2 separate regions of the Homo sapiens genome follow, and region 2 is linked to region 1. Evidence: chromatin contacts called from ENCODE Hi-C or POLR2A ChIA-PET data. All regions are on one chromosome and are shown on one strand. Each heading gives the region's core, a stretch centred on a gene start or an enhancer-like site at or near the end of the contact. The rest is flanking DNA. Distances are from core to core; before and after follow the strand shown. Region 1 overlaps LOC105378977 (a long non-coding RNA gene). Region 2 has its middle 17 kb from the start of IL6ST-DT.

Region 1 (5,673 bases), core at 2,109-4,608:
CCCTAGAGGAGAATGCATTCCTTGTCTCTTTCACTTCTGGTGTCTATTGGCTTTCCTTGGCTTATGGCTGCATCTCTGCTCTGTGCTCACATTGCCTTCTCTTCTGTATGTGTGGTATTGAACTTCCCTCTGCCTCTCTTTCTCACATGTGATTGTATTTAGAGCCCACCCAGATAATTCAGACTAAGCTCCTCCTCTTAAGATATTTAACTTAATAACATCTTTCACCATACAAGGTGATATTCACAGATTTTAGGCATTAGACATGAACATATCTTTGAGGCCATCATTCAGTTCACTACAGGGACATACACAAGGATATTTATTTTTTAAATTCTATTAACAGCAAAAAACTAGAAACAGCACAAATGCCCCACCCACAAGATAATGCATAATGTATAATGTAATAAGAATATTATATAGCAGTATAGAGTCAATTTCATCTTCATCTATATCAGCACACATAGTTATCAAACACTTGTCATAAAGCAAGTTGCAGAATGACATATACAATATTATATCATTTATTTAATTTTTAAACAGGAATACATATATTTATTAGAAGTACGCAACATGAGCTAAATAGATATATACAAATATATGACAGTGTTGGAAACTGGGGAGCACCCATGGCATAGAAGATGGGAAGTAGAGCAAAGATGGTTCCATTAAAAGAGAAGCTTCTTTTATAATAATACACAAAAGACAAATTCCAAAATGTGAACAGTCCTTAATCTTGGGTTATAGGCACTGAAGTGTTTGTAATTCTATGCACATTTTAAATGATTTTTTAAATATTTTATAATTTTGTTTTTTATATTTAAAGATAGAAAATATTTTATGGTTATTCAGAAAACAGTATGAAGGATAAATTAGAATAGGCAGGAAATAGAGGGAAGGAAACCATTTAGAGACTACTACAAATAAGAAATAGAAAAGATGTATGAAGATTGGACCTAAGAAAGTGACCATGAAAACAGTGAGAAAAGGGTGATTATGAACAAAATTTACAAGGTAGACTCTTTAGGGCCTGTCTACTGAGTCAATGGGCACCAGGAGCGAGAGCGAGAAGGAAGATTCAAGGTGATGCCAAATTACTGACCTAAGAAACAGGTTGAATGGTGGCAGTGCAGTCACAGACAACTACTAATCTGCTTTCTGTCACAGTGAAATAGTTTCCATTTTCTAGCATTGTATATAAATGAAAGGCAGTAGGCACTATTTTTTTTTTTTGGTCTGGCTTCTTTCTCTCAGCACATTTATTTTAATATCCATCCCTGTTGTGTGTATAGCAACAGCTCATTCCTTTTTATTGCTGATTAGAATGGCAAGTTTCATTGACTGTCAGTCACCCTGGAGTGTCATTCCTGGCTGAGCCTCTCCCTGGCATGTGGACACTCAAGATTCATTCCCCCATCATCTGCCCACCTCCCTCCCACATCTGAATCTGCAGCTGTTTGCCTTCCCCAAATCCTCTTGTCACTGTTTGACGAGCAGTTACTGTTAGAGTGATTTCCTGGTGGGTTGCAAAATGTTACAATGTAACCAAGTATTAAATGAGCAAAATACTCTCCAAGGAATTGGAGGAGGTTGTCTTCAAAGTTGAATCTCAAAAATTCTGATTTTTCTACATTTCTGCTTAGTTCATCCTTCTAAAAAGACACCGTCATTTCTAATATGGACTCACTAAAGACATAAAGATGGCCAGTACAAGTAAGCTAAGACTACTGAATGAACACTCCAATTACCTTGTTTGAGGTTGGTCCCAAATTTATCTTTTGGTTGGCCTGCACGGATAATAAATAAATAAGCAAACAACAATAGAATAAATACCAGTGGCCTAAGTTCCACATCATTAGCATTTTGTGTTCCCAGAGCTACCATGTGGATCAGATTCAACTGGTATCCTGAGGGCTCCAGTGCTGCCTTAGAAAAATGATTAGTCTGGTGTACCAACCTCTGGGAAGTCTGCTATAGCCAGATTCCAGGAAATAGGCACTTTGACAGAGTCTTCAGCATGAATGCCCAAGGGAAGGAGAAGCTCTGAAAGAAAATTGTTTTAAATAGCTGCCTAATGATTGAGCGTCATGAAATGCTTTCACTTGGCAGGGCAAAATTGCACTACCTAGAAATGTCTGGGTGGCATTTAGAGTTGACAGACAGTAATGAGCGCTGGTTAAAAAAAAAAAAAAAGAGGTATTTTAGTGCTCTAGCAATTGCTAGACCTTCAGAAACACATCTCCCTTCTATATTTACACCTGCATTTTAAAAAGAAAAAAGAACAAAGAGAAGGAAAGAGAAAAAGGAAGGAAAGAAAAAAGGGAGAAAAGTATATCTATCATTTTATCCATTTCTAAAGACTCTTACATCAATTTAAAAGCTAACCATAATTGATCTTTTACTATGAACAATGTTTTGTGCTAAGTGCTTTACAAATATTAGCTAATTTCATCTTCACAACAACTGTTTAAGGCATACAACATTATTTCTCCCTTCTTACACATAAAGAAACTGAAGCTTGCCTGAGGTCATCATCTAATTGACAAGTCACGGTTCAAACCTAGGTGAGTCTAGCTTTAGAATTTGGGTTTCAATCACCGTATGGCATTGCTTCTCTTTCCTAACCTGGACTTAGTGATTGTGCAAACAGTGATGTCAACCATCTCAGCTTGCCTGGGTAGGGATGAAGAGAATTTCCTTCGCTCTTGCTTCTGAAGTTTAAATAATTTGAGTCTATAAAACAAACTAACAATAGGCAGATTCACAGGGAAAAAAAAGTGTACAAATTTTATTAATGTGCATATGGACACAGAAGCCACACACAAAGTATGAGACTCAATGGAAAGCCAGATGGCTGAAGGTTATATACCATACAGCAAGGAATAGAGGCTTGGGGCATGGCAAGACAAGTTATTGGAGGAAGAGGGGAGAAAAGGCATGGTGAGCAAAGGCTATCTTGTTATGCAGATAGAGCCCCATGGATAGCAGCCCTCGGAAAGAACAGACAGTATCCTGCTCTTATGTGGTAAAACTTTATCTGTCAGACCTTTTGAAGTGTCAGAACTTTAGTCCCTCTTTCCTGTGATTTAATCTTTCCTAGGTCTGGATAAGGGAGGCCTTATAAAACCCTGTTTGTGTCTGCTGTTAACTTCATTTCACTAATGTAGATTTCCTCTACAGATGCAAATCTCCCCGCCTCCCCAAAAGACAGCTTTTCAAAGCTTTTCCTGTGGTTTGCAGTTCCTGTGAATAGTCATATCAAAATATACCAAAGAAGTATATTTTGGAGTGGCATATTTTTGTTTCCTTTACCTGAGACCCACAGGACCTAAAGCGCTAAAACCTGGAAAGTCCCAGGCTAACAAGCATGAGTTAGTCATCCTCCAAGAATGCAAAAATATGAAAGAAACCTCTCTCTACTCAGTGATAAAGCTTCTCCAACTTAAGTGAAGGGACATTATAGTGTGCAAAGAGACCAGGCCCTAAAAGAACTGAGTCCTTGTCTCAATCTGCTTATAGCCAGCTCCAAGAGACCTTGACCAAGTCAGGTGACCTCTCTGGGCCTCAGCTCCTTCCTTCTTAAAATGATGAAGGTGGGTTAGATAAACAGGTCTCCACTTGGCTGTACATGAGAACCATGTGAGGAACTTTCAGTAAAGGCCGGTGCTCAGACCCCACCCCACCCCTGACCAATCAAATCCCAGAATATCTGGGGTTGGGGAACTGAATTTACTGCAGAGAACAAAGCATACATGTCCCACTTCTTAGAGCTAACAATTTAGTGGAGGAGCAAAAAGGCAAACTATGATTCATATACATATATATATATATATACACACACACACACACACACACACACACACACACATATATATGATCCTCCCTTCTATATTTATGCCTGTATTTAAAAAAAAAAAGAGAAAAGAACAAAGCAAAGAGAAGGAAAAAAGAAAAGGAAGGAAGTAAAAAAGGAAGAAAAGTGTTTCTAATCTGTTTGCCTGTTTCTAAAGACTCTTACATTAGTTTAAAAGCTAACACTAATTGATCTTTTAATATGAATATATATATATACACATGAATCATACACACACATATAATTTGTAGTAAGAGCTATTAAGGTGAAAATAATGTTATGAGAATTATGAAAAATTAATAAGGGGAACATAATTAAAGGGAGAGAGTCTGAGAAGGCTTCTGTGTGTGTCAGAAGAACAAAAAATTGCAGTTAGGCATACACATTACAGGGGAAAGAGCTTTCTAGTCAAACGGATATCTAACTTGGTTATCTGCTTCCGTATATGTCTACATACATACATACTTATACTATATGTACATGAATGAATGACTTACTTGAAGACTCATAGCCAGAACAGAGGGTGGAAAGGAGGGCGGAGAGTGGTGGGGAGAGCGGCACGCAGAGTGCCTGGGGAGGTCGGCAACAGCCAGACCATGTGGCAGACTTGAGGTTTTATCTTAAGTACAACAGCAATAGCAAGCCAGTGGAAGGTTTAGGCAGGGGAGTTACACTTTCAGATTTGTGTTTTTAAAAATTCACTTGTGCTTAAGTGTAGAGGATGGTTTGGATGGGGCATAAGGAAAAGAGAAGTTATAAAGTTATCGCAATAACATGAGTGAAGGTTTTGTTCCTTGATGATGCCAAATTTTAGCAGAATTCTGGGTACCTGCAGAGACTCACTGGAGTAAAGGAACAGGAAACAAATTTGATAGAATGCAAGCGGCATAACTCATGAAAAATCAGGAAATCGCTTTATACTGAATGTAGATGAGTGAGTGCCCTTGGCTTACTGCGTGCTATTCTCAGCTGCCCGAGTGTATTCTGTCCCTCATAAAAGCACACCGAGTTGCCCTCCCGCCATTCCTCTTCTCTCTCCCACTGTGTCTCTTCTTCCTTGTCATTGTTTATGTCTCTATTCCTAGGCTTAGGGTGGCATTCAACCTTGGAGCTCCCATTTTCTATCCTTGCAAGGGTTCCCTTTGTGCACTAAAGCATGGTTGGAGGAGCACACTAATTGTGCAGAGTTTGGCCACGCATTGATTTTTTAGCTTTTTGTCCCCTGGTGGGGTGGCTGGTCCCTTGGCCTCAGTCCATTTCCTAATGGATAGGTGTCAGCTTCACAAAACCATCACCTCGATTAGCACTAATTACCACCTTTCAGAGCCATCATCACCCAAAGGCTCTGGATTGAAAGGTCAGCAGGAAAATGAACTTCTACTCACACCTTCACGGGTGGTCCCTGGCTTCTGATCATGCAGAGGACAAGGGCTAATAGGGACAGACCTTTCCGCCTTTCTGCTCTTAGACCAAATGTTTCTTGAGAAGTCAGCCTTGGGACCCCAAGCCTCAGCTCATGAGATGACTGAACCCATGGCAAAGCACAGTCTTGTTAAACTTCCCTCCCTGTCCTGTCTCCCAGTGGCCTTGGGCTCTCCACACCCAGCCCTCACCCTCAGCCTCACACCATGCTGGTGAAGGAGGTGGCAGAAGCATGCCCACACTCCCTCTAGGTGTGTTTATGGTGCCCATATCCTCTTCCAGGCAGTGAGGGAGCTGTCACCCAAGGATAGGTAAAGAGAGCTCAGCATCAAATACAACTTGTCAGTATAGCAAGTCCATGAGCGTGTCTTTCCATTTAATCTTCACAGTACTTTGGT
Region 2 (5,673 bases), core at 1,408-3,907, 320 kb after region 1:
GGCGCCTCTGCCCAGCCGCCCCTACTGGGAAGTGAGGAGCCCCTCTGCCTGGCCAGCCACCCCGTCCAGGAGGGAGGTGGGGGAGTCAGCCCCCCACCCGGCCAGCCGCCCCATCCGGGAGGGAGGTGGGGGGGTCAGCCCCCAACCCGGCCAGCCGCCCCGTCCAGGAGGGAGGTGGGGGTGTCAGCCCCATGTCCGGGAGGGAGGTGGGGGGGTCAGCCCCCCGCCCGGCCAGCCGCCCCATCCGGGAGGTGAGGGGCGCCTCTGCCCAGCCGCCCCTACTGGGGAGTGAGGAGCCCCTCTGCCGGGCCAGCCACGCCGTCCGGGAGGGAGGTGGGGGGCTCAGCCCCCCGCCCGGCCAGCCGACCCGTCCGGGAGGTGAGGGGCGCCTCTGCCCGGCCGCCCCTACTGGGAAGTGAGGAGCGCCTCTGCCCAGCCAGCCGCCCCGTCCGGGAGGGAGGTGGGGGGGGTCAGCCCCCCGCCCGGCCAGCCGCCCCGTCCGGGAGGGAGGTGGGGGGGTCAGCCCCCCGCCCGGCCAGCCGCCCCGTCCGGGAGGTGAGGGGCGCCTCTGCCCGGCCACCCCTACTAGGAAGTGAGGAGCCCCTCTGCCCAGCCACCACCTCGTCTGGGAGGTGTACCCAACAGCTCATTGAGAACGGGCCGGGATGACAATGGCGGTTTTGTGGAATAGAAAGGGGGGAAAGGTGGGGAAAAGATTGAGAAATCGGATGGTTGCCATGTCTGTGTAGAAAGAAGTAGATGTGGGAGACTTTTCATTTTGTTCTGTACTAAGATAAATTCTTCTGCCTTGGGATCCTGTTGATCGGTGACCTTACCCCCAACCCTGTGCTCTCTGAAACATGTGCTGTGTCCACTCAGGGTTAAATGGATTAAGGGCGGTGCAAGATGTGCTTTGTTAAACAGATGCTTGAAGGCAGCATGCTTGTTAAGAGTCATCACCACTCCCTAATCTCAAGTACCCAGGGACACAAACACTGCGGAAGGCCGCAGGGTCCTCTGCCTAGGAAAACCAGAGACCTTTGTTCACTTGTTTATCTGCCAACCTTCCCTCCACTATTGTCCTATGACCCTGCCAAATCCCCCTCTGCGAGAAACACCCAAGAATGATCAATAAAAAAAATAAAAATTAAAAAAAAAAAAAAAACCATTAGATGGTGTGAGACTTATTCACTATAATGAGAACAGCATGGGAAAGACCTGCCCCCATGATTCAATTACCTCCCACCAGATCCTTCCCACAGCACATGGGAATTATGGGAGCTACAAATCAAGATAAGGTTTGGGTGGAGACACAGCCAAACCATATCACCTCCTCTTCAGAATTCAATTTCATGTACTTTCTGAAGCACCAATCTGTTATTATTATATACTTCCTTCTACTGCTTTTTCTCATGTCAAAGTGCCTTATCATGTGTATGTTCCTGGCACCTGACGTTGAGCATGGCACTCCACAGATGCTAAGTAAATGTTTGCTATAGATGGAGATTGTGTTGATCTATGGAAATGAGGGATTGGGTGAAGTACCAGTTGTTGCCGCTGCTAACAACAACCGCATTCCCAGGTCACAGTGGGACCTTTGGCTGTGATCACCTTGGCACGTCCTGCCTTAATTATAACTCTAATTCTGGCCAGGTGCAGTGGCTCACTCCTGTAATCCCAGCACTTTGGGAGGCCAAGGCGGGCGGATCACGAGGTCAGGAGATCAAGACCATCCTGGCTAACGTGGTGAAACCCCGTCTCTACTAAAAATACAAAAAATTAGCTGGGCGTGGCGGTGGGCGCCTGTAGTCCCAGCTACTCGGGAGGCTGAGGCAGGAGAATGGTGTGAACCCGGGCGGCAGAGCTTGCAGTGAGCCGAGACTGAGCCACTGTACTCCAGCCTGGGAGACAGAGCAAGACTCTGTCTCAAAAAAAAAAATAAATTATAACTCTAATTCTGCTGTGGCCTAACTAGAGTTAAACAACTTTATGACAACTATTAGCCAGACACTCGAGGCACAAACATATTTTGCTCTCCTTTTCTTTCCCCATTGAGAAGATACAGGTTACCAGGTAAATGCCTGGTCACTCCTCAAGTTAGGACATTATTGTACTAAGGGAGGTCTGCGTGGTGAGTAGGAAATGGAGTTGCCCGGCCAGCATCAGCGCCCAAAGTCCTTTTCTGTATTTGCTCTCTTTGGAACTGGATACCACCAATGGAGTTGTGTTTGGTGGCAGGAAGCTGAGCATGTGAGGTTGCAACCAGAAGTTGCAGTATAGCTTAGTGTTTGAGGATGTGGGTTTTACAATCAGATCTCCTGGATTTGACTCTTGGTAGAGACTCCTGTCTAATTACAATCGTAGGCAAGTCATTTGACTTCTCTGACTCTCACTTTCCTCATCTGTAAAATGGGGATAATAATCAGACCAGCTTTATTTGCTGATATGAGAAATAGATAAGATCATATATGTAAAATGCTTAGCATCTTGCCTGACACATAGTAAGCATTTGATAAATGGTAGTTTTTATTAGTGACTCAGCCTTTCTGTGGCTCAGTGCTGGCTTCTTCCCTCCTGCTTGTGATTGTGGGAGGTGAAGGGCCTTACACTTCCCTGCTCATAGGCAGGGCAGTTAGTGAATAGTGTAGAGGAAACTGGGGTTTCAGGTGCAGCTAGAGAGAGCAGGCTTTGCCCTGGCTTTCTGCCTGCCCAACAGCTGTGATTTAGCATCTGAATATAAAAACTGCCAGTATCCTCCTTAGCACACCACCACCACCTCCGCAGCCTGCCACCTTCTCACTCATAGTAATACACAAAGCTAGGATGTTCTCCAAGAGTTGACATTAACTCTTAACATCTGCCCAGCACTTTACAGTTTAGAAAGCCCTTTCCCATCTCTTCTCCCATTTGGCCCTCATACTATCCTTCTGCAGTAGTCAGGGACAGCTGTTGTTAGTCACATTTTACTGATTAGGAAAGTGAAATTCAGAATGATTATGTGATTTGCCAAAGGCTGCATAGTCAGGAAGTTACAGAGCTCAAATAGAGATGTTCTGACTCCGACTTAGTCATCTGCCCACCCCGTCACAGCCCAAATGCCCTCCATGTGGAATGAGGTTTTCCAAATAAAAGCATGATGTGTATGTTCTACATGTAAGATTATTTCAGCAAAATTGTAGAAATGTGAAATACTTCTTACCTCCCTCTCCAGGACCCGTTGCTTAATGTTCAAGTATGTATATGGGTCTCAGGAAAATGAGAGGACAGACCTGTCTTTCAGTTAGTTGTCTAAAAATATTTATTGTCATGCTTTAACCCTAAGCAGTAGTCATATCCTATTTAACCTGAGTGTTTGCCCTAATCTCTCATGTTTATTCAAACAAAAGGTATCCATATTTGACTTTATATAATGATTTTTTTTTTGAGATGGAGTTTCGCTCTTGTTGCTCAGGCTGGAGTGCAACAGTGTGATCATGGCTCACTGCAACCTATGCCTCTCTGGCTCAAGTGATTCTCCTGCCTCAGCCTCCCAAGTAGCTGAGACTACAGGTGCCCGCCACCACGCCCAGCTAATTTTTTTGTATTTTTAGTAGAGACTGGGTTTCACCATGTTGGCTAGGCCAGTCTCGAACTCCTGACCTCAGGTGATCCGACCGCCTCGGCCTCCCAAAGTGCTGGTATTACAGGCGTGAGCCACCGCGCCCGGCCTATATAATGATTCTTTTCCTCCCCTTCACATTCAAGAAAGGAATCTGACATGCTTATGAAAATTGAAAACAGAAAACAAGATCAGATAGAAAGCTTTGGAGAGCTGGGGTCAAACTGAGTGTGAATTCACTGTAAAAGGGAAGGATCGAAAGCCCTGTTTGCAGTAGAGAATCTTAATGGTGTGGACTGTGTTGGGCAAGCAGCTCTGGTTAAGGACACTAACGCTTGTGCAGAAGTTTTGTTTTCAGATTGGCAGAAATTAAAGATGTGGCCATGAAGGAAACAATCTTAGTCTCTGGGTCATCCACACTCATTAACTGTAAGTGATAGAAAGGGCCTGAGCTTCAGTGTCATACAAATGTGAATTAGAATCCTGGCTCTGACATTTACCCACTGTGTGACCTTGAGCAAGTTCCCTAGTGTCTCTGAGCTTTGATTTCATCTGTAAAATGGGACAGTAGTGCCACTTTCCAGATGGTCGAAGGGATTAAGTGACATGATTTAAGTAGAATGCCTGGCATGTAATGGGTGATTAATAATAAATGGCAGATATTATTTATTATCCTAAGCAATTAACAAGAATTATATGATGGCAATGTTTTCTAAACAATACCTTTACAGATTAATAATATCATTAAAATGACAAAAATCCATTGGTGATTCTTAGCCTGAACAATCTCTCTGTGTCCTCCATCAAGCTTAGTTATCAAGAACTTCAGTTATTTGCCCGCAAGCCTCTGTGTCTCCATGTGATAGGTCACCATAGGATTTAATGTCAGATTCAGGCTGCTTCAACGCTCAGTCCTATTTCACATTTACTTGAAATAGTGGTTTATCATTTTTTTGCTGTTTTTTTCTTTTTGAGACAGAGTCTCGCTCTGTCTCCCAGGCTGGAGTACAGTGGTGTGATCTTGGCTCACTGCAACCTCCACCTTCTGGGTGCAAGTGATTCTCCTGCCTCAGCCTCCCAAGTAGCTGGGATTATAGGCACCAGCTATCATGTCCAGCTAATTTTTGTATTTTTAGTAAAGATAGGGTTTCACCATGCTGGCCAGGCTGACCTCAAGTAATCCACCCGCTTCGGCCTCCCAAAGTGCTGGGATTACAGGCATGAGCCACCGTGCCTGGCCAAAACAGTGGTTTATCATCTTGATCCTGCCATTAACTAATTGTTTGAACCAGAAACTAATTGAAACCAAGTCCCAATGTCTTCAGTGAAACAAACTGCAGTGTGTGTGTGTGTGTGTGTGTGTGTGTGTGTGTGTGTGTGTGTGTAAAATAAAGGTCTGGGCCAGGCGCAGTGGCTCACGCCTGTAATCCCAGCACTTTGGGAGGCCAAGGCAGGCGGATTACCTGAGGTTGGGAGTTCAAGACCAGCCTGACCAACATGGAGAAACCCTGTCCCGACTAAAAATACAAAATTAGCCAGTCGTGGTGGCAGGCACCTGTAATCCCAGCTACTCAGGAGGCTGAGGCAGGAGAATTGCTTGAACCCGGGAGGCAGAGATTGCGGTGAGCCAAGATTGCACCATTGCACTCCAGCCTGAGCAACAAGAGTGAAACTCCGTCTCAGGGGAAAAAAAAAAGGTCTGACATTTAGGCTTTCATTATTATTTTGAGACTCCAAACCACAGATCCCCACTAAGTTATCCTAGTTTACTAGTCAGTCCATAAGTCTTCCATGATTAAACTTACTAGTAATGATAATCATAACAACAATAATAATATACCTTAAAAATTATAAAATATTTTTCCATGTCTAGCACTTTTACATATATTATCTTATTTAGATTTCATAACAACTTATTGAAAGAGATTGTATTTCCATTTTACAGATAAGGAAATGGAGGTTCAGGTGAGACAAGTAATCTGTCTATAGTTATAGAACTAATAAATGGTAGAGCCACCTGGTTTTCTATCTCCATGTCCAGAGATTCCTATCAAACCTATCATCATAAACAACAA

Evidence for each region. Hi-C counts contacts between places; a loop is a spot of excess contacts on that map. ChIA-PET counts read pairs that join two places held with the same protein, here RNA polymerase II (POLR2A). Pooled maps may share reads with other maps.
Region 2: a loop to region 1 is called in a map of naive thymus-derived CD4-positive, alpha-beta T cell, with 4 times the contacts of the local background. The contact joins two enhancer-like sites. A Hi-C loop is called at or near these places in 1 of 168 maps with a recorded cell type or tissue (naive thymus-derived CD4-positive, alpha-beta T cell), 1 of 37 single-sample maps with no recorded cell type and 9 of 50 pooled maps. POLR2A ChIA-PET finds 5 or more read pairs at or near these places in 1 of 52 experiments (activated CD4-positive, alpha-beta T cell).

The regions. Positions count from the first base shown.
Region 1 is chr5:56,326,741-56,332,413 of GRCh38, reverse strand. The region is part of intron 2 of LOC105378977 (a long non-coding RNA gene); the gene reads right to left. Among named protein-coding and RNA genes, the nearest start is that of ANKRD55, 96 kb to the right of the region's middle. Within about 2 kb of position 3,358, at least 8 of the 41 ENCODE cell types and tissues checked have a DNase peak (open chromatin) inside an H3K27ac peak, as active enhancers do.
Region 2 is chr5:56,009,400-56,015,072 of GRCh38, reverse strand. No RefSeq gene overlaps it. Among named protein-coding and RNA genes, the nearest start is that of IL6ST-DT, 17 kb to the right of the region's middle. RefSeq lists a silencer at 2,559-2,608 and enhancers at 2,739-2,868, 3,019-3,088. Within about 2 kb of position 2,657, at least 13 of the 41 ENCODE cell types and tissues checked have a DNase peak (open chromatin) inside an H3K27ac peak, as active enhancers do.